Linked DNA regions of Homo sapiens: region 1 is linked to region 2. A link is a loop called in an ENCODE intact Hi-C map of the cell type or tissue named here. Cell type or tissue: PC-3. All regions are shown on one strand. Each heading gives the region's core, and the rest is flanking DNA. Links, peaks and the distances in the headings are about the cores only.

Evidence for each region. Hi-C counts contacts between places; a loop is a spot of excess contacts. Peaks named below come from ENCODE experiments on the same cell type or tissue, not always from the same donor. Only the 100,000 strongest peaks of a DNase experiment are listed, where the experiment ranks them.
Region 1: it touches region 2 in a loop (2.0-fold over the local background); 3 of 110 quality-filtered maps call a loop at or near these places.

What each region holds. Positions count from the first base shown.
Region 1 is chr10:74,640,660-74,657,477 of GRCh38, forward strand. The region is part of intron 9 of ADK (adenosine kinase); the gene reads left to right. It also overlaps the pseudogene NDUFA8P1 and the pseudogene POLR3DP1. Among named protein-coding and RNA genes, the nearest start is that of ADK-AS1, 120 kb to the left of the region's middle. RefSeq lists an enhancer at 14,200-14,700. In PC-3, for the core only: no CTCF peak of the experiment used is centred there; no DNase peak of the experiment used is centred there; H3K27ac peaks cover 525 bases.
Region 2 is chr10:74,719,130-74,735,947 of GRCh38, forward strand. No RefSeq gene overlaps it. Among named protein-coding and RNA genes, the nearest start is that of KAT6B, 99 kb to the right of the region's middle. In PC-3, for the core only: no CTCF peak of the experiment used is centred there; a DNase peak (open chromatin) is centred at 9,302; H3K27ac peaks cover 389 bases.

The DNA.
Region 1 (16,818 bases), core at 3,213-11,212, 81 kb before region 2:
CATACTACCTCCATTGCAAGTGCTCAACTCTCCCTCTGTAGCGTGAAAACAGCTGTATATAAACAAATGGGTGTGGCTGTATTCCAATAAAACTCTATTTATAAAAATAGGCAGCTAGCCAGATTTGGCCCACAGGCCATATTTTAACAAGCCCAGGTCTAGATGTTAATGTAATGGGAATGTCATATTAAGAGAATTATTTGATGAATAGGATATAATTCTTATTTCATAGAGACCATTCTCTCAGACTTTTTATTTTTAAAGCGTAGGCAAATATAAAATATTATTTCACTGTCAGGATGTAATACCATGGGAAAAAGATTAAAAATACTCTGGCACCAAACTGTTGTAGTAAATTATCTGAAATAGAGCCTTTGACTTCCCAATTAAGGAAGAAAATGGTGTCTGCAACACCTGTGACTGGGTTATTTTAAGTCTTCAAAAGTTAGGGGCCTAGTAGAAGAGAGTCTCAAGGGCTTGTTCATTTTCTTTCTCATCAAATGGGCCAAATCATGCTTTTCATAGTAGAAGGTAGGCTGTGGACCCTTTACTATTTTATTTTTAAATATTTCTCTTGGCTAGGCATAATGGCCCATGCCTAAAATCCCAGGCTGAGGCAGAAGGATCCCTTGAGCCCAGGAGTTTGAGACCACCCTGGGCAACATAGCAAGACCCCGTCTCTACTAAAAAAAATAACTTTTTAAAAATTAAAAATAAATAAATAATTTTTTGGTGGTCCAGAAAGGGGCAGCTGCCATGCTTTGCAGGTTTCAGATCCCCATCTATCTTGGGTTGGGTTTCTATCTTGGTCTTAAGTTATCAGTATTCTAATATGGAGATAAGTCTGCCTTCACTTTGGAGACCTTTGTTAGTTCTTCCATGTCAGGCTTCAGCTAGTATAGTTTGTCTAATGCATTTATATAAAACTTGTTTCCAACAATGAAAAAGCAATTACAGGTTGGGATATGTAATTCAGGCCCATTACTACATAAAAGGATCAGCACAGTGGTACTTTATCTGACTAGGGAAGTCTAAAATATTCTTGTTGGCCAGCTTGCTTTCACATAAGCACTGTTCGGGATCTTTTCTAAGTTGCAGAACATGAATTCCTTATTGGCCTATCCCACTAGCCACAGCTGTGAGCACAACAGAACTGACACATACCTGGTAATTATACCTTATCTAAAGTGAACAGGGCCACCTTCCCAGCATAGTGACAGCTATAGCCCTTAATCTAATGCAGTGGTTCTCAAAGTATAGACTCACTGGGGGTGCCCTTTCTGAGGCTCTTTCAAGGAATCTCTTCTATGAAATCAAAACTACTTCACAGTAATTCAAATATATTATTTGCCTTTTTGACTCTCAATGACAGTAGAGTTTTCCAGAGACTACATAATGTATGATATCACAACAGATTGAATACTGAAGCAAATGTTAAGAATCCAGCTGACTTCTGTTAACCAGATATTAAAGAGATTAGCAAAAACTTAAATGTCATACTCTCTACTAATATTTTTGTTTGGAATATATAGTTATTCTTATGAAAATATGTTAAAATGTAGGTTTATTCAGAAATTTTCTGAGATCATTTTATTTTCTAATACAGTAAATATTAATAAATATGACTCACACAAAATCTATTTGGAGTCCTCAATTTTTTTTTCTTTTTTTTCCTGGCTTACATTTTTTGATGCACTCAATTTTTTTTTTTTTTTTTTTAATTTAAAAAGAGACAGGGTCTCACTATGTTGCCCAGGCTGGTTTCAAACTTCTGGGCTCAAGCAATCCTCCTGCCTTGGCTTCCCAAAGTACTGGTATTACAGGTATGAGCCAGTGCACCTGACCTCAATAATTTTTTAAGAGAAAAAGTTTGAGAACCCCTCCTCTAATGTAATACCCTTAGTTGCAATACTCTGATCTCATGGTTACTGATATCATCTTTACCATATTCCCTCTTATAAAATATTTACTAAAATTATCCCCAGAGATAACCCTTGTTAACAATTTAGTGATTACTTCTAGACATCTTTCTACTGAGTGCTTGCATTCACACATAATATATATACTTTTACATTTATTGGATCATACTGTGGTCTTTCAAAACTTATTCTCCTGAGTTTAATTTTTCTACCTGATCACTCTCTGAATTCTTATAAAATCTTAAGTTCTTTTTTTTTTTTTTTTTTTTTTTTAAGACAGGGTCTCACTCAGTCACTATCACCCAGGCTGGAGTGCAGTAGCATGATCATAGCTCACTGTAGCCTCAAACTCCTGGGTTCAAAGGATCCTCTTACCTCAGCCTCCTAAGTAGCTAGGACTACAGGTGTGTGCCACCATATCTGGCTAACTTTTTTTATTTTTAGTGGAGACAGGCATCTCACTATGTTGCTCAGGCTGGTCTCAAATTCCTGGCCTCAAGCAATCCACCCACCTCAGCCTCCTAAAGTGCTGGGATTACAGGCATGACTCACCATGCTTAGCCTAAATCCTAAGGTCTTAAAATTGAAAGGGACAGAGGGGTCATCTTATCTCATTCCCAACTCAAGTCAGAAACCCTCTCTAAAACATTCACAACCTGAGAGGTCCATTTAATTTGGTTTTATAAACCCTAAATTGTTAGAAACTTTTTCCTTCTCTTGGACATAAATTTGCCTTCTTGATCACTTTTACCCATAGGTTCTAGTTCTACTTTGGGAAACTATATAGAATGCATCTTATCTGTCTTCACTGGGCTTCATTGTGGGTATTTTCTTCTGTTCTATCTTCCAGTTCACTAATTCTTTTTTAAGTTGTGTCTAAGCTTCTATTAAAACTATCCACTAAATTTTTACTTTCAATTTCCATTTAAACCTGTTGTATTCTAGTCCTCTGTTAAAATTCTCGATTTTATCTTTAACTCTTGCTATTTCAAAGTTTCTGTTTGTTAAGTTCAATATCTGGAACTGCTTTATTAAGCTGTAATTTCTGCTGGTTTTAATTTCCTGCTTGCCTCTTTGTATTACTGTTTATTTTTTATTGTGGGTGATATGTTGTATTTGCAAAATTGCTTATAGAAATAATTTGAAGTATAGGATGATTCATGTTTGCTTTTGGCAGGCATGGGGACATTGGCACACTATATTTATCTTCATCTAAGTTTAAAGATTTAGATGATTAGAGGCTAAGCTACAATCCCTTGTCTAGGTCTTTCTACTGCCTGTTCACACACCCTTAATCCTTTTGATTCCCACCCTGAGATAAGGAGATTTTAACTAGGCCCATTACTCTTGACAGACTGGGTTCCAGACTTTGTCCTCCTAGCATCAAACACCAGACTCACTTCTCTGGGTTTCTATCATCCTCTGTATTATAGCCTGGTAATTCTTCATTCTTTTGTTAGGACTTCAATGCCTTCAAACAGATTTTTTAAAAATATGTCCAGATGTTCTAATTCTTGATAAGACAGTTGGTCTGAATTACCTAGGCTGCCATTAGTACCTGCAACCTACTTTAATCCGTATTAATATTTTTCTGTCCTTCTGGATTGCTTGGGAAACTGTTAAAGAGCAGGAATAACCCTGACCAGGCATCTGTACCACATTCAACCAGATGCTCTGTAAGAGCTCCTCTTGAAGGTTTAATCTGATATTAATCAGATAGGAAGTACAGTTCTTATGAACAGATTCAGTCTTCCCACAGGGATGAGTTCAGTTAAGAGGGGCAATGGATACGGTGTACAGTGGCCCCATTTTCCTTTATGTTTATATTCTAGTCTTGTAATAAAACTAATGCTCAGAATGAAAGGTCTCAATTTAGGATTTAAACCAAGTATAAACAAAAAGTTAAAACAAGCTATTGTTCAAACTTTGACTTAAGTGAAAGAATTGGTTTTTTTATTTGTTTGTTTATTTTTGAGGCAGGGTCTTGCTCTGCCACCCAGGCTGGAGTTCAGGGATGCAATCATAGATCACTGTAACCTCGAACTCCTGGGCTGGAGCAGTGCTCCCGCCTCAGGCTCCTGAGTAGCTAGGAGAACAAGTGACACCACACCCAGCTAATTTTTTAATTTTTTTGTAGAGATGGGGCTTTGTATGTTGCCCAAGCTGGTCTTACCTTCTGGCCTCAAGTGATCCTCTTGCCTTGGCCTCCCAAAAGTGCTGGAATTGCAGACATGAGCCACCATACCCGGCCTGGTTTTATTTTAAAAAACACTTTTGCTGCCCTTCTGTAAAATGTTAATTATATGTATGCACATTTTCTTTTATCTGGTGCTTCTCTAAATTCCTTTAGCCCACGTCTTATCCAACTAGTCATGTGGGAATTTCCTCTTTGGGGAATTAAATATTTAATATTAACTTCTAGGTAGTACAGAGCAGCCCACTGTGTTTCACTTTTGTATTATTCCTTTGTTAGCACTAAGTTTTCTGTATCAGCTTGTCTAGAATTTTTGTTTCAAAATTGTATTCTTCTAATTTATTTGCAGTTTTTCTCTTCTAATTGTTTAATTGTCCATCCCCTACCCCCTGCCCCAAGGCAAATGTACTGTCTTTTATCCATATGTGCCCATAAATTCTAAACTCAAAGATTTCTGGTTCTCCCTTATATTTATGGTATTTTTCTACTTCTCTGTTCAGTATATTTTTGCAAGTGTTTCAGTTTTCTTCAGTGTTTGAGGTTCTCTAGTGTGTCATTTCATTTTCATGCATCAGAGTAATTCCTACCATTCTTATATGGAGTCTCTTACCTGATGATTTTTTAATTAGTAAAGTGCAATATTGAACAACATTGAAGATTTTATTTCTTAATCTAAAACATAATATTTATTTAATAATGAAATGGAAATATAGGTTTTGTGAAAGGGAGAAAGGTGTTTCTCTAAATATTATACCTGTGTCAAAAAGCTGCAAGTGCTACTACCACTGTTTTGTGACCCCTGAATGATTTCTGCTTTCTTTATATTAATACTTACTCTAATAGTAATTGAACTCCCAAAAAGATCACAAAGTCCCCAATTGCTAGCTTTATAAATACATTGATGTGTACCTTGTTTGATGAGATAAAAGCTTCAGTAAGTGATATCCCCACCTGTGTGGTTAATTTCAAAATATTGTTTGTCTAATACATTGTTGTCAGTGACAACTGAACAAGAACTTTTAGAAGCAGTTGGCTGTCCATTAATGGCAGATTTCAAGGCTATGCAAATTGTGCCAGTTCAGCCCTGCATTTTTTCGATATTATCATATCAATTGAGTCAGTTCAGAGTAGACAAAGCAAGGTTATGGGAACCACCTAGAGCATCATGCACCATTTAACATCAATGCAGCATACATGAACATCTGCAACTTCGATCTTATTAACAGAGGATAGAATGGAAGGCAGTAAACAGCTTTCTTCATCACTTAATTGCAAAATAGTATTTCCTAATGTTTGCATTGTTTATCAACACGAACTTCATCAATAATTGTATAATTATGGTTGCCTAGATCACAGTGCCCTCATGCATCTTGTCACTTATTATAGAGTGGTCTGAGTTTAATTTGAATTTGAACACATGATACAAGGATAATAATACAAGTTCCTTGAAATGTGAGTTGCATAATACAAAAATTTTGTGTAGTAGGAGAATGGCAAGTTATGATTCTTCAGTCACTTTGGGGATTAACACAAGGAAAAACAGGACTGAAAGGCAGTGAAAGATGAGGGGAAGCCACTAGTTAGATTCAAACATAGACCCATTGGACATGAGAGTAGGTTATGTTCCTTAGAATTAATCATGAGTAATTCGATGTTTGCTTTAGGCCCAAATTGAGCTGAATTAAAACAGGATTATTATGCTTAGGTCTTCCCTTCAGTCTCTGTAGTTAAAGAGAGAAAATGGCAGAAAACTACAAATATAGTGAGGAAAAAGCTATGGTGGCCAAAGTTAAAAATACCACATGCTGAGGAAAGCCTTGACATAGCTGCTCAGCCTTCATTGCTGTTGCTTTTGAAGCCTGATAATGCCACACTACTCCTAATTAGCAAATGTTAGTATTACAGTAAGCAATCAAGTGCAGTCTTCAGGCTTTGTGGCAGCAGTTTCGCAGTGCAAAATATTGAAGAAAAAATGAAGGAAAACAATATAAGCTCAGCCACAGTTATTGGTGTGGTCAGTGGGAGTTGTCTCACAAGAGAGCAGGAAAAGGAAAATGTGAAAAACAGTGGGTGCATTTAAAGCATGTAAGACAAGAGCTGGCTAGTCTGAAAAGTTTGTCTATTTTAATCATGAAAATCTCACATTTTTACTTAAATCCATTTTATATTTAAGGAAAAATCTAAGGCTTGTTCATGAAATTACACTTGAAATATTTTAATTTGTGGTTAGAGTCTCCTCCCCATCTCAAATTAAAAGGTATTAAATTGTATATTGAGTGAGCTCCGTTTGTACTCAGCTCTTCCCAATTAATAAACATAGTCATTTCCTTAAAAAAAAAAAACTCTAGAGTTAGAATGTTTTCTCTCACTAATTAGTCTGTATTTATGCCTTTAATAATTATCTGTTCATTTTCTAGCAGCAAATGTTTGTTCTCAGATTAAATTGGAGAAGGAAGGAAAAAAAAGATAGCTACCCACAGTATAGTATCCACAGACGATATAGAGTTATGTCCCTCTTTGTGTGGTTCTTGAGTATAATAGACATAACAGAAGCTTTCTTAATATGATAGTTAATCTATTATTTTCTGTATTTGGGGGATGCTAAGAACTGGTTTACTAGAGGTAATAGTTTGATCTGTAGTTATTTATGTTAAAATACTTTTTTAAAAGGTAATTACAGCTTCTACTATAAACTTGAAAAAGTTGGTCTAACTCTGTGCCGAATGAGCGGGGAGATATTACTATATACATACATATAAGTGTATATGCCTCTTACCTGAATACCTCAGGGAGCACACTTTTCTGAACCAGGGTTTTGTAATAAATGTGTGTACTACTAATTCTGACACATGTATAGTTCTCCTTTAAATAACTTGTATGCAAACGTTATTCAGAAACGTCTTCTAGGAGCTATTTATCAAAACTGCTATAATAATAACTTTGTCCTAATGAGTTTCAGTCTCTGTTTAGGGAGTAATCGATAAACTACAAATTAATGTTCCATAATTCACATTATAATGCACATATAATTATTTTGAGATGAGGCAAACCCTATGCATTTAATTTACAGCTATAATTAAGTAAGCTCATTTGATACTAATTAAGTAAGTCTAAAAGGATCATAGGTTTGTGTATTTAATTATCAAGGTACAATCAGCAACTAATTCCTTGAAAAGCTTTCCTATCTTCAGTTCAACACTGATCTCAGCCCACACTACAATTTATCTTCTTGCATCTTCAATAGATTAAAATGCATTGTGAATTGTGGAGAATCTACTTGGTAAGTTAGCTTCTTTATTTAAAAAGTATATATATGTATATATATATACACATACATAGGCTTAAGAATACAGAAATTCTATAATCTGGCAAAACTGTCCTTAAGAAGTGAAGGAGAAATTAAGACATTTCCAGATAAAAGATAAAGAGGTTTATTGCCAATAGACCTGTCCTACAAGAAATGCTAAAAGGGAATGCTTCAGGATTAAATGAAAGAATGCTAGACAGTAACTGAAAGCCATATGAAGAAATAAAGAACTCCTGTAAAGGTATCTATATAAGTAAATATAAAAACCAGTATTGCTGGTTTGTAACTCTTCTTTCATTCATGAAAGGAAAATGCCTAGGCCGGGCGCCGTGGCTCACACCTGTAATCCCAGCACTTTGGGAGGCCAAGGCAGGCAGATCATGAGGTCAGGAGATCAAGACCATCCTGGCCAAAATGGTGAAACCCCATCTCTACTAAAAATACAAAAATTCGCTGGGCGTGGTGGCACACGCCTGTAGTCCCTGCTACTCGGGAGGCTGAGGCAGGAGAATCGCTTGAACCTGGGAGGCGGAGGTTGCAGTGAGCCGAGATCACACCACCGCACTTCAGCCTGGTGACAAAGCGAGACTCCATCTCAAAAAAAAAGAAGAAAAGTGCCTAAAACAATAATTATATGTTAATGGAAAGACATGTAAAATATGTAATTTATAACAACAACATAAAGAGGGAAACAGAGCTGTATAAGAGCAAGGTTTTTTATACTGTCCAGGCTAAGTTGGTAACAATTCAAACTAGATTGTTATGAATTTAGGATTTTAATTGTAATTGCCATAGTAACCACTAAGAAAATAAGAAATAGGTCAGGGCGCAGTGGCTCACACCTATAATCCCAGTGCTTTGGGAGGCCAAGGCAGGCGGATTACGACGTCAGGAGATCAAGACCATCCTGGCCAACATGGTGAAACCCTGTCTCTACTAAAAATACAAAAATTAGCTGGGCGTGGTGGCACGCAGCCTGTAGTCCCAGCTACTTGGGAGGCTGAGGCAGGAGAATCACTTGAACCCCGGAGGTAGGGGCAGGAGAATCACTTGAACCTGGGAGGCGGAGTTTGCAGTGAGTCAAGATCGCACTACTGCACTCCAGCCTGGATGACAGACCGAGACTCCATCTCAAAAAACAAAAAAAGAAATAAAATAAGAAATAATGAAGTTTTCTCTAGTTTTGTTAAAGTAGTATATAAAAATTAGATTATTAGAAAATACACTTAATTGCTAGCTTAGAAGTCTTTTAAATTCTACTGTCAGCCGGGCACAGTGTCTCACCCCTGTATTTCCAACACTTTAGGAGGCCAAGGTGGGAGGATCACTTGGGCCCAGGAGTTCAAGACCAGCCTCTGTAACATAGGGAGACCCTGTCTACAAAAAATTAAAACAATTAGCCAGGTATGATGGCAAGCACCTGTCATCCTAGGTACTCAGGAGGCTGAGGTGGGAGGACCACTTGAGACTGAAAGATTGAGGCTGCAGTGAGTCTTGATTGCACCACTGTACTCCAACCTGGGCGACAGAGTGAGACTCTATATCAAAAAAAAAAAAACAAATTCTGTCAGTCAATCAACTAATATTCAAGTATTTAATATAGTAGGCTTCCTGCTAAGTTTCAACAATTGTCTCCATTTCTTCCCACTAAATTTTTTAATGTATAGTCAAGAAGGAAGAGCTATCTGATGTCTAGAGTGACATTCTAGTGTTGGGAAATGCTAGATAAGATGTTCACATTTTCAGATTTCCCAGCCACATTTAAGCTCAAAAAATATGAATACTTGTCCCCATGACTTTCCTGAAGGTCTAAAAGATATTTCTGTCTCCATCCCTTCAAAACCAAGATACCTGATTGTGAGGAGTAGAAGACCCCTATATGGTCCAGTGTATGTTCTCTTCAATCTCAAAGCGTGTTTAGAGTATTGCCATTGCTATCAGAAATGTGAACTTTCCCCTCAGATCCTAGATTTTCAGATTAAGCTAATCTTAGAACATGGGCTTTCCTCCTTCCTTATCAGAGGCCACTGTGGTAAAATATTATAGAAAGTAATTGTTGGCCAGTCGCAGTGGCTTATGCCTGTAGTCCCAACACTCTGGGAGGCTGAGGCGGGCAGATCATTTGAGGTCTGGAGTTTGAGACCACCCTGGCCAACATGGTGAAACCCTGTCTCTACTAAAAATACAAAAATTAGCCGGGTGTCATGGCCGGCGTTTGTGGTCCCAGCTACTCGGGAAGCTGAGGCAGGAGAATCACTTGAACCCAGGAGGTGGAGGCTGCCAAGATCTCGCCACTGCACTCCAGCTTGCGTGACAGAGTGAGACTCTGTCTCAAAAAAAGTAATAATAATAATTGCTAATACCTAATGTTGCGCTTTACAGCTCACATAGAACATTTACTTATATTATCTAAAATGAGGTATTAAAATAGATGAACAAACTGATATCTGGGCTGGGAGGGAGTTGTTGCTTCTTTTATTTCTTTGGGGTACTACTAGCACAGCCTGTCAGTACATTAAAAATAGAGACTTTTTGGCATTACTTTGTTTTTTCCAAGATTAACTAGCACAACACAAATTTCTTGTGCCTAGGTGTAACCAGTGTTGAGACTTCACATACCACACACAATTAATGACATCAACCTTGCAGTACTGACAGCGATATCATGCCCAGTTTGTATATGGTGTCTGGGTCATCTGAGGAAGTTAAAATAGTATTGTGATCTGTGAACAGGCCAAGTCTAGCAGGTGCCATTTGCATAGACTAGAATATAAATAGTATCCTCTAAAGCTATATGATGTAATGTCCCTAAAATGAATTATCTCCCATCTTCTTTCATTCTCAGAAACAAAAATACTGATTCTTGTATTGTTTGATGGAAAACTATTAGTTGTTCAACATAACCAGCAAAGTATAAAGACTTGACACCTAATGGCTTCTGTTTTCTCTGAGAGTTAGAATTAGTATGTAGCTTAAGAAGAGCTGTAGGCATTTAGAATGATATTTGGGGTGGTGGTGGGGAAATGGAGGCATCAGCTAGGGATAGTTTAGAACCAGTTCTAAATTGAGTGGAATTGCCAAAATTCGGTATGGTATTGGATAACAAATATGGCCTATTTTGACACAGGGTCTTAATTTTTTTTTTAATAGGCTTGTGCCATTCTTCTTAATCTAATAGGCATTGGCAATCCCTAATTACGGAGAACTGGTTTGTCTAGTGACATCCCAAACATAGGAAGAATGTTTCCTTCTTTAAAATTTTTTGATAGACACTTGAGTCAAATGAAGAAATCCCAGATGAAAAATTTTAGAAAGGACATTCTACTCTCCTGTAGAATGGGAAAATTGTCCCATTCAGCTAGTTGTAAGCCAAAGGAGAAAACTTAAGGGGTTGTATTATGCAGCTACATTTTTGAACTGATAACAGTTACCCTTCCCTGTCCTTTCCTGCCTAAACAGATCCTGATGCTGCAAACCAACATTTCTTTCTTTTTTTTTATCACTGTTGATGAAGGTTATTTAAAACAGAATCAGTGATATGTTAGCAAATATTTTATGACTGGCTTTCAGGAAAAAAGAACATAGATTCATAGCAATTGTGTCATGGTTTAAATACTCCCACCATCAATGTGAGGTCACTGAATGTAGATTTGAGAAGAGCTTTGTATATGCAGAATTAATTCTCATTAGCCAATCTGAGCAGGCTCCAGCACACCACTGACAGTTAAAAGAGGTGGATGACTGATGTGAGTAACCACATGAATGAATGTCAAAAACATTATGCTAAAAAAAATGTGCTGAGGTAAGAAGCCAGATATAAAAGAACATATACTGTATGATTACATTTATTTGAATTTAGAACAGGCACTATTAATTTACAGTGATAGAAATCAGATCAGTAGCTTTTTGGTTTTTGTTTTATTGAGAAGGAATTTGGCTATGAAGGGATATGAAGGAACTTTCTTTCTTTCTTTTTTTTTTTTTTTGAGACAGAGTATAGATCTTGTCACTATGCTAGTAGCGCCATCTTGGCTCAACTGCAACCTCTGCCTCCTCAGTTCAAGCAATTCTCCTGCCTCAGCCTCCCGAGTACCTGGGATTACAGGTGCCCACCACCACGCCCAACTAATATTTTTGTATTTTTAGTGGAGACAGGGTTCCACCATGTTGGCCAGGCTGGTCTCGAACTCTTGACCTCAGGTGATCCACCCACCTTGGCCTCCCAAAGTGCTGAGATAACAGGTATGAGCCAGCACACCTGGCCAGGAACTTTCTTAGATGAAAATATTCATAGCAGCATTACCCAATAGAACTTTCTACAGAACTATCAACATAACAATTGTATTTTCAATCTCTGCTTAGGAAAAATAACCAAACAGCAATTTAAAGATAGCCTGTAGGCCAGGTGTGGTGGCTCATACCTGTAATCCCAGCATTTTGGGAGGCCAAGGTGGGCAGATCACTTGAGGTCTGGAGTTCAAGACCAGCCTGGCCAACATGGTGAAACTCCGTCTCTGCTCAAAATCAAAAATTAGCCGGCTGTAGTGGTGGGCGCCTATAATCCAAGCTACTTGGGAGGCTGAGGCAGGAGAATCACTTGAACCTGGGAGGCAGAGGTTGCAGTGAACTGAGATCGCACCACTGCACTCCAGCCTGGGCGATACGGCGAGACTTAGTATCAAAAAGAAAAAAAAAAAGCCTAATAGTAAGATGGAACCCAGTATGCTAGTATATATTTAACAGTCAGCTCATAGCAAACCAAGCCCTAGTTTGTTGTGTTTTCTAATTTCTATGGTGTAAATACTCTCACCATGACTCACCATTCAAACTACCAAGATGAAGGCATTGAATGGTGAGTTGGAAAGAGAAATGTACGATCAATTCATAAGCTGGTGTGAACTCAGTTTCTGAACTGCTTCTACCCGTCACTATTATTGACGGACTGAATTTTCTTGGTTTTAGTTTAGTTCTTTAGATTATTCAATCTTTCCCAGAGCTGTGTCTTTGCCCAGAGACTTTATTGAACCTCAGAGATGTCTGGCTAGGCTGTAGCTCAACTTTAGATCCTTTAACAGAAGGAAGAACACGAGGGCTGAGTGCGGTGGCTCAGGCCTGTAATCCTAGCACTTTGGGAGGCTGAGGTGGGCAGATCACTTGAGGTCAGGAGTTCAAGACCAGCCTGGCCAACATGATGAAACCCTATATCTACTAAAAATACAAAAACTAGTTGGGCTTGGTGGTGGGCACTTTTAATCCCAGCTACACGGGAGGGTAAGGCAGGAGAATTGCTTGAACCCAGGAGGCAGAGGTTGCAGTGAGCCGAGATCATGCCATTGCTGTCCAGCCTGGGTGACAGAGCAAGACTCCATCTCAAAAATAATAATAATAAGGAATAACATGCGTATGATCCTTAAAATATTTCTGCAACTTTTTTTTTCCCCTGGTGCTGCAGCTTCTATTCGTAAAGAATGGTGAGGAACACAACCAAGCTTTAAAATCAGTGTACTTGAGAGGTTTTGTTGTTGTTGTTTTTACAGGTAATTAACCATATGTTACACATTTTAATCTGCTTTTAAGTGCAAGAGAGATTGGCAAATGACTTAATAAAGAAATGACTTCTGCTTAAATTGGATAAAATGGTTGTTTACTGGTGTTTATTGCTGTATTCCAAGTAGACAAGTAATCTGTGAATCCAGTTTAGTTTATTGGACAATAAATGGTACTCAGAACTTTTATCAGTGTTTGATTGTCAGGATGCCCATTGAAATTGACTTCATACTTAGGGAACTTTAATTTTATTGTACAGTATGCACTGTTAAAAAAAATATCCTTGTCTTTCAGTATAAACCTATGACATTGCCTTGTGGCATTATCATCCCTGAGATGCTTTCTTGCTCTAAGATTTCTTCTATGTCATAAAGAAAAAAGGAACTTTTGGTTCCTTCATATCTAATGCAGTTTTTTCTTTTGTAAACTCTAAATATTTTCCATTGCCACCATCAACAATTCAAATAACAATCTTACTGATGGAAAGTCCATGATTAGAAATAGCTGCTTCTTCAAAAATAAAGAACTTTGTATGTACCTATCCATTTTGAAAATCTTAACCATTGTGCTCAGAAGGAGAGATATGATTTTAAGAAGGGTCACATTTAGAATACCAATAATGTCCTACTCCTGAAATAATTGGGACCAGGCCGCTAAAAAGAAAGCACCTGATGTTTGGCCTTTCAGTATTTTCTATAACTATGACGCCTTGGTCCAAATTATCTAATAAATGCTTCTTCCTATTCTCCCGCCCTAAGAGTCCATGGTCTCTTTATAAAGAAGAATCATATACATACAGATATTACTTGAATTTATATGGCATCCTCATGAGGTGAATCCCACCTATGTCACTTAGGATTCATTTGATTGCCCTGGTTTGATCCAATTCAAGTATTAATTCAGGCCAGGTGCAATGGCACATGCCTATAATCCCAGCACTTTGGGAGGCCGAGGTGGGCAGATCACTTCAGTTCAGGAGTTCGAGGCTAGCCTGGCCAACATGGGGAAACCCCCGTCTCTACTAAAGATACAAAAATTAGCCGGGTGTGGTGGCAGGCACCTGTAGTTCCAGCAACTTGGGAGGCTGAGGCAGGAGGATTGCTTGAACCCGGGAGGCAGAGGTTGCAGTGAGTAAGCCAAGATTGTGCCACTGCACTCCAGCCTGGGTGACAAGAGTGAGACCCTGTCTCAATAGAAAAAAAAAAAAAAGGCCAATATGGGCCCAGGGCCTGCCATTCAGACTTCCGCTTGTGGCAGAGACCAAGGGATGGCAGCAGGTTAGTCGCAGGTGAAGTCATAACAAGCGGTGTGGAGCCGCACCTGGGCAACATGTCGGAAGGAAATGCAGTGAGCGAACCCAGCACTCTGCAAGGGCCCCGACCCCTCCTGACTGGGGCCCAGGAGCTCAGCAGGCAGCGACTGGCACCCCTTCACCCCGGGCCGCCTTCCCTTCATCCGCTCTGGGAACCTTACCCTGGGGGTTGAGGTTGGGGGTCAAGAAGAAAACCTTCACCCCAAATATCATCAGTCAGAAGAACCCAAGGAAGAAGTAACCGTCAAGAAGGAGAAACATGAAAGGGACAGAGATGGACAGAGACAGGTGCATGGACAGGGATGAGGCCACCCAGAAGTGATCCAGTCTCACTCCATCTTTGAGAAGGGCCCAGCTGAAATGATGAAGAAAAAAGGAACTGGAATAAGAAAGTGAATGTGTCAGACATGGGACCTTCTCATATCGTCCACATCAAAAAAGAGAAGAAAGAGTTGGACGAAGACACGAAACATCTCACCATGCTGTAGAAGGACGATTTCATTGATGACCCTGGGCTGAGGAATGACACTCGCAACATGCCTGTGCAGCTGCCACTGGCTCACTCAGGGTGGCTTTTTAAGGAAGAAAACAATGAACCAGATGTTAAACCTTGGCTGGCTGGCCCCAAGAAAGAGGTGGGGGTACCTACTGTGAAACTGAAAGAGGAGCTACAAGATGAGGAGGAGGCCAAGATAAAGGCTCCTTCCAGAGCAGCCAGGAAGACCCCCGGGCCTCCCGAAGGACATATCCGTGGCAGAGCTGCCCAGGGAGCTGAGCCTCACCAAGGAGGAGGAATTGCTGTTCCTCCAGTTGCCAGACACCCTCCCTGGCCACCCACCTATCCAGGACATCAAGCCCATCAAGGCAGAGGTACAGGGCAAGGACAGAGAGGTGGTACTCATCAAGCAGGAGAACGACCAGGAAGCCAGGCTGGCAAAGAATGCTTCTACCCTAGCTGACCTGACAGAGGGTCAGGTTGGCAAGCTGCCCATCTGCAAGTCCGAAAGGGTGCAACTCCTCCTGGGCAAGGTGACTCTGGACGTGACCATGGGAACCGCCTGCTCTTTCCTGCAGGAGCTGGTGTCTGTGGGCCTTGGAGAGAGTAGGACTGGGGAGATGATAGACCTGGGACATGTGAAGCACAAACTTCTGTGTTCCCCCGATTTTGAATCCCTCTTGGATCACAAACACTGGTAAAATGATCAGATGGAGGAGGATGGCGGCTGCTGTCTGCTCCAGACATTTTGTTCTCGAATCTCTGCAACCCAGGAGAGGCCAGTTGAGCCCACCCACTCCAGCCTTTGGCAGCCATTGTCCCAGTTTCCCCCAGGGCCCACAGGGCTTCCTCCCACAGCAGCTGTGAATGGCACAGTTACCTTCCCACAGTGTGAAGATGGTACATCCTTGCTGCTGGGGACTTGTCCATGCTATTTGTTTTTGTATTTATATTTTGTATTTTGTCTTAATCTCTTCAACTGACTGCATCCTCCCAAGGGAGGAGGGAGGATCTGTGGGAAGGTGCAGGCTTTTGGTGGCTGTTGGGCCGTCAGGCAGCAAGTGTGAGGACTGCAGCTTTTGCTGGTGCTCCCTTCTTCCTCCCAGAGGCAGTATAGGAGAGAGAGCAAGGATTGAGTCTGAGACTTAAGCATGGGGTCCCAACTCATCAGTTCCTGGTTCTGTATCCTTGCGCAAACTACCTAACCTTTCTGAGCCTCCTGTTCCTCATCTGACAAAAATGGGGATGATACCTACTTCACAGGGTTGACGTGAGGATTACATGGGATATTATAGATGAAAACTCCTTGCACAAGGCCAGAACCAGTAGCCACTCAATAAATGTTAATTTCCTTTTAAGTAAATAAATAAATAATCAAATGTTAATTCAAAGTCCCACATGAGAGCGTTCTGTGTTTTGTGGTGTTTGTTTTGTTTTGTTTTAGAGACAGGGTCTCATTCTTTCACCTAGGCTGGGGTGCGGTGGCACAATCACAGCTCACTGCATCCTCGAATTCCTGGACTCAAAGGATCCTCCTGCCTCAGCCTCCTGAGTAGCTGGAACTATAGACATGTGCTACCATACCTAGCTAGTTTTTTTTTTTTTTTAATCTGTAGACTGCCTCTGTGGACAGTTTTTCAAATTTTTTGTAGAAACAGGGCCATGCTTTGTTGCCCAGACTGGTCTTGAGCTCCTGGCCTCGAGTGTTCCTCCCACCTTGGCTGAGACGACAGGTGTGAGCCACTGCACGTGGTCAGCCTTCTATCTTTAAACAGGATCTGAATCTAGATTCATCAACTCATAAATATGTTCTCATTTTTAAATGATGGAATGATGGAAAGTGAAAGCACCAATCAAATCATATTTTCATTATTTCCAGAATGTGTTCAGCACAGTTAGGTCTGGAAAGGTTTTTGGGAAAGGTTGTGCAAGGTTGAATTTATTCACTGTTGAAATAGCACCTCTAAATTTCAAGCAATTGTATGATTTACTTTTATACAAGTGTCAGAAATGCTAAATTATTAAATCCCAATGGCAGGATCA
Region 2 (16,818 bases), core at 5,977-13,976:
GATACATCTCCCTGTGTTGCCCAGGCTGGTCTCAAACTCCTGGGCTCAAGCAATCCTCCCACCTTAGCCTCCAAAAGTGCTGGGATTATAGGCATGAGCCACTGCTCCCACACCCTGATTGGTACTTTTTAATACTCTCTCTTTGTTGAAATTCTCAGTTTGTTCTTACATTGCTCTCCTGACCTCAGTGAGCATCTTTATGACCACTATTTTCTATTCCCTGTTGGGTAAATTGCATCTCCACTTCACATCAGTTCTAGAGATTTATCTTGTTCTTTGTTTTGGAAATATACTCTCCTATTTTTTCAGTTACCTTTCCTTTTTGTTGGTTTCTATACATTAGATAGGAACTGCCTCTCCTAGTCTTGTCAGACTGGCCTCATATAGGGAATCTCACCAATCCATCTGGCCAGAGACTTTAAATTTTCTCTCAAACCTTTATGTTCATCCAAACTGCTGTTTCTGGTTTTGGTGGCCCTTGGAGATTAGAATGTGCCATGTCCTGGCCAGGCACAGTAGCTTATGCCTGTAATCCCAGTGCTTTGGGAGGCCAAGACAGGAGGATCACTCGGGCCCAAGAGTTTGAGACCAGCCTGGACAACATAATAAGGCCCTATCTCTATATTAATATATTAAATAAAAATAAAGAGAGAAAAAAAGAATATGCTATGTCCTCTCCATACCCCAAGATTGGTAAGGTAGAAGCAGACTCTTTTGATACAGTTGGAAAGGTTGAGGTGTTGCATATGTATTCCAGTTCCTTCTATCTTCACAGTGAAGCTGAGCACAAGCATTTTCTCCCACCCTCTCTGCACAAAGCTGGGGAGAGAATCTGTGGCAAATGTCTGTCTTCACATTCAGGCAGCACCCCTCTGTTCCTGGGGAAATAGCTGCTGGAAGTGGACCCATTGTATATCTGCCTCTTTGTTTTTTGTGGTCTAGGCCACTCAGGAATGCAAAGTCCCATCAATTCCTAGAGTAAGGGGATTTTTTGTTGTTGTTGTTTTGTTTTTTTGGAGACAGAGTTTCACTCTTGCTGCCCAGGCTGGAGTGCAATGGTGCCATCTCAGCTCACTGCAACCTCCACCTCCCAGGTTCAAGTGATTCTCCTGCCTCAGTCTCCCAAGTAGCTGGGATTACACGCACCCACCACCATGCCCGGCTAATTTTTGGATTTTTAGTAGAGACAGGTTTTCACCATGTTGGCCAGACCGGTCTCGAACTCCTGACCTCAGGTGATCCACCCGCCTCAGCCTCCCAAAGTGCTGGGATTACAGCCGTGAGCCACTGCACCCGGCCTAGAGTGAGGTTCTTAAGGAGACAGTTCCTTTGGTAGGAGATGTAGAATTTGTGGCACTCAGTGCATGTAAAAACTCCTTCCCAAGAAGAATGGATAGGCCTGGATTTATCATTGGGGTGAGCCAAAGGAATGGCTCAGGAAGTGCCAAGCCCTGGCTCAGGTTGCTGTAGAGCTACTGTTTGTCTGCCCCATTAACTCCCCATGCAAGTTCATTAGAAGCCAGGCCATCAAGTAGCCACTGGAATTGTGTGCCATAAACCTCATCTGGAAAGAAAATGGAAGCTGTACATTCCAACCCATTTTGTGCACTACTGCAAGGGGGTCTAACCCCTGGAAGTGTTTGTGCACTTGTTTAAAACCATCTCTTTGTTCTGTGATCTACGGAGACTCACATATGACTAGTCCCTTCTGCTCCCAGGTCTAAGAGGTTTAGGATGGAATCCTTTGGGAGATAACTGTAAAAAACTGAAGCACTTGATGCTTGGCATAAGCCTCTTCTGGGGAGAAACAAGGAGCTGCATTTCTATAGCCCCTTCTCTGCACTGCTTCCAGGGGATAAAGCCCCTGGTAATGCTTGCATATGAAACCACTACTTTTTTCTGTGGACTAGAGAGACTCAAATATGCTTAGATCCCCTCTGTTACTAGAGCTAGAAGATTTAGGATGCAGTTCCTCAGATGGAAACTGTAAACATTGGGGTGCTTGTGTGGACAGTCTCCTTCCAGAAGGGATTAATAGACCTGGAGTTATTGCTGGAGTGAACCAGGAAAGAAGGCTTGGGAAGTGCCAATCTGCTTATCAGGCTGCCGGCAGGCTTCTATTTTGTCTGCCTCTTTAACTCCCTGATGCAAGTTAGTTAAAAGCAAGGCTGTCAAGTAGCCACTGAAAGAGCGTGTCATAAACCCCTTCTGGGGAGAAAGAGGGATGCATTTTTTAAGCCCCTTCTCTGCGTTCTTCCCGGGAGATGCAGCCTCTAGCAGTGCTTGTGCATCTATAAAACTGCCAGTTTTCTCCTGTGGTCTAGAGAGACTTGTGTATGCCTGATTCCCTCTACTCTCAGATTTGGTGGATTAAGAAACCAACCGTAGAGAAGTTACATGTTGGAGATTCCTTTCCCAGTTTTATAGCACAGTGCCCAGAATGCTATCCATGCCTGAGTGTGGCTTGGCTTCTCCTACCCACTCAATGTGGATGTTTTCTCAGTTGCCCAGTGGGTGTCTCTCGACTGGTCCCTGATTTTCTCTCAAAGGGAATTGATCTGTAAATAGATGTTGATTTCATGTATCTGTGAGTGGAGGAGAGTCTGGAAATTCCTATTCCACCCTGTTGCTGACATCATTCCTTCCTGTATATCTAATTGATCACCAAGTTCGGTCAGCAGTACCCCTCTTAAATCTCTTCCTCATGTCTCCATCTCCTTTGGTGTAATTTGGAGCATTATCATATATATTTCCCCAACTCTGGTTCTTCCCCATCACCAGTAAGTCCTCCCTCACCATGGGGACACCTTGTTAAAGAGGAAACTCAGTCACATTCCCTGGTCTGTTTAAATCCCTTGAGCATCCACCCCTTAGCCACTTCAACAGCTTTCCTACTGCCATCCCTCCTTATAACCCCCACTTCAGCCTAAACATACCTTATAACTACACTCATGCTTCTAACTGGATTACCACTTTCCCTCTACAACTACTCATATTTAAAGATGCTGTTCAAAAGTCAGGTCATCTGTAATGTTTTATTCTGTAATACCCAGGCAATTAGTTGCTGCTTCATCCGTTTTTCTCTCATAGTACATTGCATATTTCCTTATCATAGTTTATGCAATTGTATTGTATCATATAACTGTTTATTAATGTATATGTCTTCTTCTAAGGCAGAATTATCTACTGCCACATAGTAGATGCTAAATAAATGTTTGCTCAATGAAGACCTTTCTCACTTCTCCAGATTTCTGTAGTGAGTTAGAGACTTAGGAAAGGCAGAGTCACCAGGGATTTTGGCTGCCAGAAAAACTAGCTCTTCATATTATCTGGCTTTACTTCTGCTCCCATCCTCTGTACTAAAACTCTTCCTTCTTCTCGATGTAGCTTCATTCTTAGAAGTCTGTCCCTTGGCCAGGTGCAGTGGCATTGTGGCATTTAACCTGCCCTAGTTCCATGCCCCACATTCCAAGAAATGCAAGAAACAAGAAAGTATAGCCTATATGTGGGGGGAAAATATCAACAAAAAATCGTCCCTGGGGTAGCTCAGACATTAGACTTACTAGACAAAGACGTTAAATCAGCTATTTTAAGTATGTTCAAACAGCTAAATAAAACATGTCTAAAGAACAACAACTAAAGGGCCGGGCATGGTGGCTCATGCCTGTAATCCCAGCAGTTTGGGAGGCTGAGGTGGGCAGATCACCTGAGGTCAGGAGTTCGAGACCAGCCTGGCCAACATGGTGAAACTCTGTATCTACTAAATATACAAAAATTAGCCATGCATGGTGGTGCGCACCTGTAGTACCAGCTGCTCGGGAGGCTGAAGCAGGAGAATTTCTTGAACCTGGGAGGCAGAGGTTGCAGTGAGCAAAGATGGTGCCATTGCACTCCAGCCTGGGCAACAGAGCGAGATTCCATCTCAAAATAAATAAATAAAATAAAATAAAATAAAGAACAACAACAACCAAAAAAGCTTGATGTCTCACCAAATAGAGAATATTAATGAGGAGATAGAAAATATTAAAAAGGAACCAAATGGAAATTCTGGAATTTAAAATTATACTCAGGCCAGGTACAGTGGCTCATGACTATAATCCTGGCACTTTGGGAGGCCGAGGTGGGCGGATCACTTGAGGTCAGAAGTTCAAGACCAGCCTGGGGAGGTGAAACCTCATCTCTACTAAAAATATAAAAATTAGCAGGGCTTAGTGGCCAGCACCTGTAATCCCAGCTACTTGGGAGGCTGAGGCTCGAGAATCTCTTGAACCCAGGAAGCTGAGATCACACCACTGCACTCCAGCCTGGGCACAGAGTGAGACTCTGACTCAAAAAATATATAATTATAATAGCTCAAATGAAAATTTCACAAGAGGGGCTTAACAGCAGATTTGAACAAGCGAAAGAATCGGTGGCCTTGAAGATTGAGATTATCCAATCTGAGGAAGAGAAAAAATATGAATGGAGACAAATGGGCAGACTAACATATAAGCAACATAACACTTATCACACACAATGAAAATCCCAGAAGGAGAGAAAAGAGAGAAAGGGGCAAAAAGAATATTTGAATAAATAATGGCTGAGAACTCCTAAACTTGATGGCAAATATTAATTGACACATCACATAAGATCAACAAATTCCAACTAGGATAAACTTAAAGAGATCTACATTGAAGCACATTAAATCAAACTGCCAAAAACAAAGAATCCCGAAAGTAGCAAAAGAGAAGCAACTCATCATAAACAAGAGACCCACAATAAGATTAACAATTGACTTCTGATTAGAAATCATGGAAGCCAACAGGCAGTGTGGATCAAGAGAATGAGAAAACAAGCCACAGACTGGGAGAAAATATCTGCGAAAGATGTATTTGACAAAGGACTGTTATCCTTAATACACAAAGAATTCGTAAAACTCAACAATAAGAAAAGGAACAACCTGACTTAAAAATGGGCCAAAGAGTTGAACAGACACATCACCAAAGAAATTATACCAATGACAAGCATATGAGGCCAGCCACAGTGGCTCACGCCTGTAATCCCAGCACTCTGGGAGGCCGAGGCAGGTGAATCACATGAGGCCAGGAGTTCAAGACCAGCCTGGTCAATATGGTGAAACTCCATCTCTACTAAAAATACAAAAATTAGCCAGGTGTGGCAGTGTGCACCTGTAGTCCCAGATACTTTAGAGACTGAGGCATAAGAATCATTTGAACCCGGGACATGGAGGTTGCAATGAGCCAAGATTGCACCACTGCACTCCAGCCTGGACAACAGAGCGAGACTCTGTCTCAAAAAAAAAAAGGCATATGGAAAGATGCTCAACCTCATATGTCATTAGGGAACTGCAAATTAAAACAATGAGATAAAAAATTAAAAAACAATGAGATACCATTACACACTTATTAGAATGGCCATAATTTAGAATACTAACAAACATCAAATACCAGAACAACAGGAACCCTCATTCATTGCTGGTGGGAATCCAAAATGGTACAGCCACTCTGAAAGACAGTTTGGTGGTTTCTTACAAAACTAAACATACTCCTACCATATTTATATTCTTTGGTATTTATCCAAAGGAGTTGAAACTTACATTCACACAAAAACCTGCACATGGAGGTTTACTGCAGCTTAGCCACTTTATTCATAATTGCCAAAACTTGTCCTTCAGTAGGTTAATGGATAAGTAAACTGTGGTACATCAGTTAATGGAATATTATTAAACACTAAAAAGAAACACACTACTGGCGAGGCATGGTGACTCACACCTGTAATCCCAGCACTTTGGGAGGCTGAGGCAGGAAGATTGCTTGAGGCCAGAAGTTTGAGATAGCCTGGGCAACATGGTGAAACCCCATCCTTATTTTTTAAGATAAAAAAAAAAAAGAAAGAAACAAGCTATCAAGCTATGAAAAGACACGCAGGGATCTTAAATGCATATTATGAAGCAAAAGGACCCAATCTGAAAAGGCTACATACTATACGATTTCAACTATTTGACATTCTGGAAAATGCAAAACTATAGAGACAGTAAAAATATCAGTGGTTGCCAGGGACTGGGGAGAGGGAGGGATGATGAGGTAGAGCACAGAGGATACTTGGGGCAATGATACTTCCCTGTTGATGTTATAGTTGTAGATACATGTCATTATACATTAGTCAAAACCTAGAGAATACACAATACCAAGAGTGGACCCTAATGTAAACCATAGATTTGGAGGGATAATGATGTGTCATTGTAGGTTCACTGACTGTAACAAATATACCACTTTTGTGCAGGACGTTGGTAGTAGAGGAGACGTAGTAGAGGAGGCTGTGCCCGTTGGGAGTCCAGAGGTATATGGGAACTCCTGAAATTTTCTGCTCAATTTTGCTGTGAAAATTGTAAAACTGCTCTAAAAAATCAAGTCTATTTTAAAAGAAGGCTGTGGGGTGTCATATTTAAATCTCTGACAGAAAAAAATTAACCAAGAATCCAACAAAAATATCCTTCAAAAATGAAGAAATTGAGATATTCCTAGATAAACAAAAGCTGAGGGAGTTTATTGAAGAAACTTCTCTAAAAGATATGCTAAGTGGCATCCTCTGGGCTGAAATGAAGGGACACTAGACAATAATTCAAATCCACACAGAGAAATAAAGAACACTCGTCAGGCGGGGCGCGATGGCTCATGCCTGTAATCCTAGCACTTTGGGAGGCCGAGGCGGCCTGATCACCTGAGGCCACAAGTTTGAGATGAGCCTGGCCAATGTGGTGAAACCCCATCTCTACTAAAAATACAAAAATCAGCCGGGCGTGGTGGTGCATGCCTGTAATCCCAGCTACTCAGGAGGCTGAGGCAGGAGAATTGCTTGAATCCGGGGAACAGAGGTTGCAGCGAGCTGAGATCACGCCACTGCACTCCAGCCTGGGCGAAAGAGCAAAACTCTGTCTCAAAAAAAGAATAGAAAAGAAAAGAACACTAGTCAGGGTAACCACATAAGTAAATATAGAAGACAATGTTTACATATTATTATTGTAATTCTTCTTTCTTATCTGGTTTAAAAGGCAACTGCATAAAGCAATAATTATAAATATTTGCATATAACCTATAAAGATATAATTTGTGACAATAAAAGCATAAAGAGGGAGGTGAAGCAATATAGGAGCAAATATTTTATATACTATTGGAACTAAGTTGGTATTAATCTGAATCACAGAGAAAAAGCAGATGAGTGATTACCAGGAACTGGGAGAATGGGAGAAATGAGGAGTGACTATTAATGGTTATGGAGTTTCTTCTTGGTGGGTTGATGGTAGTGAAATATTCTGGAATTAGTGGTGGTGGTTTTACAACCTGAATATATTAAAAATAACTAAATTGTACACTTTAAAAGTTGAGTTTTATGGTATATTAATTATATCTCAATAACAATTACTTAGAAACAAACAAAAAGATGGCAGGAGTTGCTCTGTATATCTTAAAGAAATTGAATTTGTAAAGTTGAAAGCATTCCTACAAAAATACCTTCAGGCCCATATGGCTTTACTCATGAAGTCTACCAAACATTTAAGGAAGAAAGAATCCAATTCTACGTATACTCTTCCAAAATAAATTAAAGAAAACATAATTCTTTCCAACTCATTATTTGAGGCTAGAACCAAAACCAGATTAACACATTAGAAGAAAATACTCTGGAATCCCTGTCTCAAAAAAAAAAAAAAAAAAAAAAAAAAAAGTTAACATATCATGATCAAGTGGAGTTTATCCCAGGAATACAGGGCTAGTTTAATCTTCAAAATCGGGCCAGATGTGGCAGCTCTCACTTGTAATCCCAACGCTGGGAGCATATCTTGAGGCTGAGAGTTTAAGACCAGTCTGAGCAATGTAGCAAGACTCCATTTCTAAGTAAATAAAATATTCAAAATCAATAATTGAGCAAGTTGCAGTCGTTTATGCCTGTAGTCCAAGCTACTCAGGAGGCTAAGGTGGGAGGATCATTTGAGCCCAGGAGTTCAAGGCCAGCCTGGGCAACAACAACAAAAGATACCATCTCTAAAAGAAAAATCATTCATTATAATTCACCATATTAACAAAGTAAAAAAGAAAACCATATGATTATCTTGATAGACACAGAAAAGCGTTTGACAAAATCCAATATTCATTCCTAATAAAAACTAAATAAATCTGGAATAGAAAGGGATATCCTCAACATAATTATGGACATCTACAAAAACCCCACAGCTACTATCACACTTAGTGGTGAAAGACTGAATAGTTTTCCCTAAGACTAGGAACAAGACACCTTCTCTCCCCTTTTCTATTCAACGTTGTGCTGGAAGTCCTGGCCATTCCATCAGGCAGAAAAAAAAAGAAAAAAAACCAGCTAAATTGAAGAAGTAAAATTGTCTCAATTTTCACACAACGTGACTGTCTATGTAGAAATCTAAAGGAACCCAGAAAAAAGCAACTAGAACTAATAGGCAAGTTTAGCAAGGTTGAAGGATACAAGATAATACACAAAAATTAATTATATTTCTATATGCTAACAGTGAAAATTCATACATTTATTAATTTATCAAATTAGTAAAATGCCATTTGTAATAGCATCAAAAATATAAAATACGTAAAATACAAAATACAAAATACGTAGAAGTCCTCTAACTGGAAACCATAAAATATTGCTGAAAGAAATTAAATAATATCTAAATAAATAAATAGTCTGGGCACAGTGGCTCACGCCTGTAATCCCAACACCTTAGGAGGCTGAGGTGGGCAGATCTCTTGAGCCCAGGAGTTCAAGACCAGCCTGGGCAACATGGCAAACCCCGTCTCTACAAAAAAAAAAAAAAATATATATATATATATATATATATATTTAGCCAGGTATGGTGACACACGCCTGTAGCCCCAGCTACTTGGGAGGCTGAGATGGGAGGATCACCTGAGCCCATCTTAGCCTCCCAAGTAGCTGGGACTACAGGCATGTGGGAGGTCGAGACTGCAGTGAGCCATGATCAAGCCACTGCACTCCAGCTTGGGTGACAGAGTGAAACCCTGTATAAAAAAAAAACTAGATATGCCTTGTTCATGGGTCAGAAGACTCAACAATGTTAAGATATCAATTGTCCCCAAATTGATCTATAGATGCTGATGTGGTTTGGATATTTATTCCCTCTGAATCTCATGTTGAAATGTGATCTCCAGTGTTGGAGGTGGGGCCTAGTGAAAGGTGTTTGGGTCACAGGGGTGGATCCCTCCTGAGTGGCTTGGTGCCCTTCTGCGGTAATGAGTGAGTTTTTGCTGTATTAGGTCACACAAGAGCTGATTGTTTAAAAGAGCTTGGCATCTCTCTCTTGCTCTCTCTGTCACTATGTGACACACCTACTCCCTCTTTTCTTTTCTTCCTGCCATGAGTAAAATCTTTCTGAGGCTGGCCAGGCATGGTGGCTCACACCTTTAATCCCAGCACTTTGGGAGGCCACAGTGGGCAGATCACTTGAGGTCAGGAGTTCGACACCAGCCTGGCCAACATGGTGAAACCCTGTCTCTACTAAAAATACGAAAATTAGCTAGGCATTGTGGCATGCATGGGTAGTCTCAGCTACTTGAGTGGCTAAGGCAGGAGAATCTCTTGAACCCAGGAGGCAGAGGTTGCAGTGAGCCAAGATTGTGCCACTGCACTCCAGCCTGGGTGACAGAGCGAGACTCTGTTTCAAAAAAAAAAAAAAAAAAAAAACTTTCCAGAGGCTTCACCATAAGCTGAGCAGATGACGGTGCCATGTTTGTACAGCCTACAGAACCGTGAGCCAAATAAACTTCTTTTCTTTATAAGTTACCCAGTCTTTGATAATTATAAATTACCCAGTCTTTTTTTTTTTTTTTTGAGATGGAGTCTCACTCTGTCGCTCAGGCTGGAGTGCAGTGGCACGATCTCCGCACCACTGCACTCAGCAGGTTCAAGCAATTCTCCTGCCTCTCAGCCTCTCGAGTAGTTGGGACTACAGGCGTGAGCCACCACACCTACCTAATTTTTGTATTTTTAGTAGAGACAGAGTTTCGCCATATTGGCCAGGGTGGCCTCAAACTCCTGACCTCAAGTGATCCACCCACCTCAGCCTCCCAGAGTGCTGGGATTACAGGCATGAGCCACCGCACCTGGCCAAATTACCCAGTCTTTATAAATTTATAATAAAGGCCTTTATTCAAGGCTCCCTTTATTATAATTTTATTATAAATATAAATATTTATTATTTATAAATAATAAATATTATAAATATTATTAGGTGCTAATATTCAAGACAATAGGGAAAAGACCCAGAAGGCATTTCTTCCCTAGCAATGCAAAACAGACTAACACAGAACATTGATACCAGGAGTGTGATGTTGCTATAAAGATACCTGAGGATGTGGAAGTGGCTTTGGAACTGTGTAATGAGCAGAGGTTGGAAGAGTTTGGAGGGCTCAGAAGAAGACAGGAAGACAAGGGGAAGTTTGGAACTTATCAGAGATTGGTTAAATGATTGTGTCCAAAATGCTGATAGAAATGTGGACTGTGAAGGCCAGGCTGAGGAGGTATCAGATAGAAATGAAGAACTTGGCTGGGAGCAGTGGCTTACGCCTATAATCCCAGCACTTTGGGAGGCCAAGGTGGGCAGATCACCTGAGGTCAGGAGTTCAAGACCAGCCTGGCCAACATGGTGAAACCCCGTCTCTACTAAAAATACAAAAATTAGCCAGGCATGGTGATGGGTGCCTGTAATCCCAGCTACTTGGGAGGCTGAGGCAGGAGAATTGCTTGAACCTGGGAGGCAGAGGTTGCAGTGAGCTGAGATCGCACCACTGCACTCCAGCCTGGGTGACAGGGTGAGACTCTGTCTCAAAAAAAAAAAAAAAAAAGAAGAAAGAAATGAAGAATTTAGTGAGAACTGGAGTAAAAGTCACCCTTGTTACACCTTAGCAAAGAACTTGGCTGCATTGTGTCCATGTCCTAGAGCTTTGTGGAAGGCTGAACTTGAGAGTGATGACTTAGGGTAACTGGCAGAAGAAATTTCTAAGCAGCAAAGCATTCAAGAAGTGCCATGGCTGCTTTTAACAGCCTATGATCAGATATGGGAGCAGAGGAATGACCTAAGGTTGGAACTTATCATTAAAAGGGAAGCACAGCATAAAAGTTTGGATAATCCACAGCCTGGCCATGTGGTAGAGAAGGAAAGGGAGTTTCCAGGAGGGGAATCCAAGCAGGCTGCGGTTGGGAGCAAACCTTGCTAGAGCAATTAGCACGTCTAAAAGGGAGCCAGGTGCTAATATTCAAGACAATGGGGAAAAGGCTCAGAAGGCATTTCAGAAATCTTCCAGGACACTCCTCCCATCACAGCCCTGGAGGCCTAGACAGACAGACTTGTTTTAGAGATCAGGCTGGGTCACTGCTGCCCTGTACTTCTTCAGGACGCTACTCTCCCAACGCTGGCCACTCCAGCTCCAGCATTGGCTCAAAGGGGTTCAGGTACAGCCTGGGCTGCAGCTCCAGAGGGCACAAGCTGTAAGCCTTGGCAACTTCCACATGGTGTTAAGTCTGCAGGCACACAGAATGCAAGAGTGAAGTAGGCTTGGCAGCTTCCACCTAGATTTCAGAAGATATATAGGAAAGCCTGGGTGCGGAAGCCTGCCACAGGGGCAGAGCCCCCACAGAGAGCCACAACTAGGGCAGTGCTGAGGGAAAATGTGGGGTTGGAGCCCCTGTGTAGAGTCCCCAGTGAGGCACTGCATAGTAGAGCTGTGGGAATGGAACTACCACCCTCCAGGCCCAAGAATGGTAGAGTCACTGGCAGCTTGCACCCTCAGCCTGGAAAAGCTGCAAACACTCAACTCCAACCTGTGAGAGCAGCCACTTGGGCTGCGCCCAGCAAAGCCACAGGGCCAGGGCCACCTGAGGCCTTGGGAGTGCATTCTTCACACAAGTGTGCCCAGGATATGGGACATGGAGTCAAAGGAGATTATTTTGGAGCTTTAAGATTTAACGTTTGCCCTGCTGGGTTTCAGACCCGCATGAGGCCTGTTGCCCACTTCTTTTGGGTAATTTCTCCCTTTTGGAATGGGAATGTTTACCTAATGCCTGTACCATCATTGCATCTTGGAAGTAAATAACGTGTTATTGGTCTTACAGGCTCATAGGCGGAAGGGACTTGCCTTGAGTCTCAGATGAGACTTTGGACTTTGGACTTTTGAGTTGATGCTAGAATGACTTAAGACTTTGGGGGACTATTAAGGAGGGGTGATTATATTTTGCAGCATGAGAAGGACATGAGATCTGGGGGGCCAGGGTGGAATTATATGGTTTGGATATCTGTCCCCTCCAAATCTCATGTCGAAATGTGATTTCCACTGTTGGAGGTGGGGCCTAGTAAGAGGTGTTTGGGTCATGGGGCAGACCCTTCATGAATGCCTTGGTGTCCTCCTATGGCAATGAGTGAGTTATCATTCATAAGAGAGCTGGTTGTTTACAGGAGTCTGGCATCTCTCATTTGCTTCCTTTTCTTGCCATGTAACACACCTGCTCCCCCTTTACCTTCCATCATGAATGAAAGCTTCCTGAGGCCTCACCAGAAGCCAAGTGGATGCTGGTGCCATGCTTGGACAGCCTGCAGAACCGTGAGCCAAATAAACCTCTTCTGTCTGTAAATTACCCAGCCTTGGATATTCCTTTGTAGCAACACAAAATGGACTAATACAGATGCTATGCAATCACAATCAAAATTCTAGCTGGCATTTTTGTGAAAACTGACAAGCTACTGATTCTCAAATTCATATGAAAATACATAGGACCTAGAATAACCAAAACAGCTTTGAAAAAGAAGAGCAAAGTCAGAGGATTTACATTACTTGATTCAAGACATATAAAGCCACAGTAATCAAAACAGTGTGGCATTAGCATAAAGTTAGAAACAGATAAGTGGAACAGAATAGAGAGTTCAGAAATAGACCCACATAAACATGCACAAGTGACTCTTCAAGAGCTTTATGAGATATAACTTACAAACCAAACTATTCACCCATTTAAAATGTACACTTTTTACATTTTTAATTTTATTTAATTTATTTTTTTCTTAGAGTTAGGGTCTCACTCTGTTGCCCAGAATGGAGTGCAGTGGCATGATCATAGTTTGCTGTAACCTCAAACTCCTGGGCTTAAGGGATCCTCTTGCTTCAGCCTCCCATGTGCACCACCATGCCCAGCTAGTTTTTAAATTTTTCTGTAGAGACAGGGTCTCACTATGTTGCCCAGGCTGGTCTCCAACTCTTGACTTGTAGTGATCCTCCCTCCTCAGCCTCCCATAGTGCTGGGATTCCAGTAGCATGAGCCACCTCACCCAGCCTAAGTCAAATGTTTTAAGTAAGTTCCCTGGGTTGGACAACCATCACCACAATCTATAGAAAATTTTTGTCCACCCAGAAAGAAACCTTGTACTTATTAGCAATAACTCCTCATTTCCCCTACTGTCTCCTCCTCAGCCCTAAGCAACAGCTAATCTTTCTGTCTTTACAGATTTGGTTCTTACCAATATTCTATAAAATGAAAGCATCCAATATTTAGTCTTCTGTAACTGGCTTCTTTCTCTTAGCATAATTTGTTCAAGGTTCATCTATGTTGTAGTGTGTATCAGTACTTCATTCCTTTCACTTGCCAAATAATATTCCTTTGTAAGGATATATCACATTTTGTTTATTCATTCATTGGTTGATAAATACTGGAGTTATTTCCACTTTGGTTCTATTACAATAATGCTGCTAGGGACATTTGTGTACAAGTTTTTGTGTGAGCATATGTTTTCATTTCTCTTGGGTTGATAAGTAGGAGTGGAATTGCTGGATTGTATGAAAATGATATGTTTAACTTTTTAAGAAACTGCAAAACTGTTTTTCAAAACAGCTACAAAAGGCTACATTCCCACCAGAAGTTCACTAAGGTTTCAATTTCTCCATATCCTTGCCAACACTCATTATTGCCTGTCTTTTTTTATTATAGCCATGCTAGTGAACATGAAATGGTATCTCATTATGCATTTGTCTGTTTGCTTATTGTGGTAAAATAAATGTAACATAAAATATGTCATTTTAACGCCCCCCCCCTTTTTTTTTTGAGACGGAGTCTCGCTCTGTTGTCCAGGCTGGAGTGCAGTGGAGCGATCTCGGCTTACTGCAAGCTCCGCCTCCCGGGTTCACGCCATTCTCCTGCCTCAGCTGCCCAGCTAAATTTTTGTATTTTTAGTAGAGACGGGGTTTCACCGTGTTAGTCAGGATGGTCTCGATCTCCTGACCTCGTGATTTGCCCGCCTTGGCCTCCCAAAGTGCTGGGATTACAGGCACGAGCCACCACGCCCGACCGTCATTTTAACCATTTTAAGAGCACAATTTAGTGGCACTAATTACATTCACAATGTTTTGCAATCATCCCCACTATTTCTATTTCCAAGACTTTTCCAGCACCCCAAACAGAAACTCTGCACCTGTTAACTACCCATCTCTCCTCACTCCCAACCCCTGGTAACCTATTATTTACTTTCTGTTGCTATAAATTTGCCTATTATAAATATTATAAGTGGAATAATACAATATTTGTCTAGCTTATTTCACTTAGTATAATGTTTTCAAGATTCACCCATGATGTAGCATGTATCAGAATGTCATTCCTTTTTTGTGGCTGAATACTATTCCACTGTATGTGTGCAGTACATTTTGTTTATCAGTTGATGGACACTGGGTTGTTTCCACTGTTTGGCTATTGTGAACAGTGCTACAATGACCATTAGCATACAAATATCTGCTTGAGTCTCTGTTTTCAATTCTTTTGATTATATGTCTAGGAGTAGAGTTGAAGAGTCGTCTTGTAATTTTATGTTTAACTTTTTGAGGAACCACCAAATGGTTTTCCACGGTGACTGCACCATTTTACATTCCCAGCAATGTACAAGGTTTCCAGTTTCTCCACATCCTCATTAACGAACACTTGTAATTTTCTGTGTTTTAAAAATTATTATAGCCATCATAGTGGATACGAAGTGGTAATTCATTGTGGTTATGATTTGCATTTCCCTAATGACTAATGGTGTTGAGCATCATTTCATGTGTTATTCACCATTTATATAACTTCTTCAGATGTACTTTCAAATCCTTTGCTCATTTTTAAATTGGGGTTTTTTTGTCTTTTAATTGTTGAATTGTATTTTTGTATGTTCTAGATGCAATTCCTTCATATGATCTGCAGATGTTTTCTCCAATTCTGTAAGTTGTCTTTTCAGTTTTTTGATGGTATCATCTGTAGCACAAAAGTTTCTAACTTAGCTATAGATTTTTTTTTCTTTTGTTATTTGTGCTTTTGTTATATCTAAGAAACCATTGCCTAGCCCAAAGTCACAAATATTCTGCATTTTCTTCTACGTGTTTTATAGTTTTAGCTCTTAAATTTAGATCTATAAGTAATTTTGAGTTAGTTTTTGTGTATGGTGTGAGTTAGAGGTCCACATTCCTTTCATATGTGAATATCCAATTTTTCATCATTATTTGTTGAAAAGGCTATTTCTTGGCACCCTGGTTGAAAAAAAACAATTGATCATAAATCTATGGGTTTCTGAAATTTTAATTATGTGGCAATTGATTGTTAAAAATCTAAAACTAAAAAACTACAGAAACAAAAACTGGAGAAAATTTTGGTCGTCCATTAGGCAAAAAAAAATTTAGATATGATACCAAAACACAATCCTAAAAAGGACAAATTGATATTTTGGACTTCATAAAAATTGAAAATCTCTGCTATTCAAAAGAAACTATTAAGAATATGAAAAGGTAAGCCACAGAATAGGAGAATATTTTTGCAAAGCTCATATTTGATAAAAGACTTCTATCAATAATGTATAACACCCAGCACTTTGGGAGGCCAAGGTGGGTAGGTCACTTGAGGTCAGGAGTTCAAGACCAGCCTGGCCAACATGGTGAGACCCTGTCTCTTCTAAAAATACAAAAAATTAGCCGGCATAGTGGCACGCCGGTAATCCCAGCTACTCAGGAGGCTTAGGCAGGAGAATTGCTTGAACCTGGGAGGTGGAGTTTGCAGTGAGCTGAGATCGCACCACTACACTACAGCCTGGGCAACAGAGAGAGACTCTGTCTCAAAAATATGTATATACATATATATACACATACATGTATATAGTTTTATATATAACATATATTTTGTTTTATATATAAGTATATTTTTATATATATAACATATATTTTGTTTTATATATAAGTATATTTTATATAGATAACATATGTATTGTTATATACATATTTTTAAAAAACTCTCAAAACCAAAGTTTAAAAAAATCCAATTTTATAAATAGGCAAAGATTTGAACACATATTTCACCAAATAAGTACATGAAAAGACACTTGACCTCATGAAGTGCAAATTAAACCCACAGAGAGGTACCTCTTCACACCTATTAGAATCAATAGAATTAAAAATACTGGGCTGGGTGCAGTGGCTCATGCTTGTAATCCCAGCACTTTGGGAGGCTGAGGTGGCAGATCACTTGAGGCCAGGAGTTCGAGAATAGCCTGGCCATCATGGTGAAACCCCGTTGCTACTAAAAATACAAAAATTAGTCGAGCATGGTGGCAGGCGCCTGTAATCCCAGCTACTTGGGAGGCTGAGGCAGGAGAATCTCTTGAACCCGGGAGGCAGAGGTTGCAGTGAGCCGAGATCATGCCATTGCAATCCAGCCTGGGCAACAAGAGCGAAGCTCCGTCTCAAAAAAAAAAAAAAAAAAAAAGAGACTGGCCGTACGAAGTAT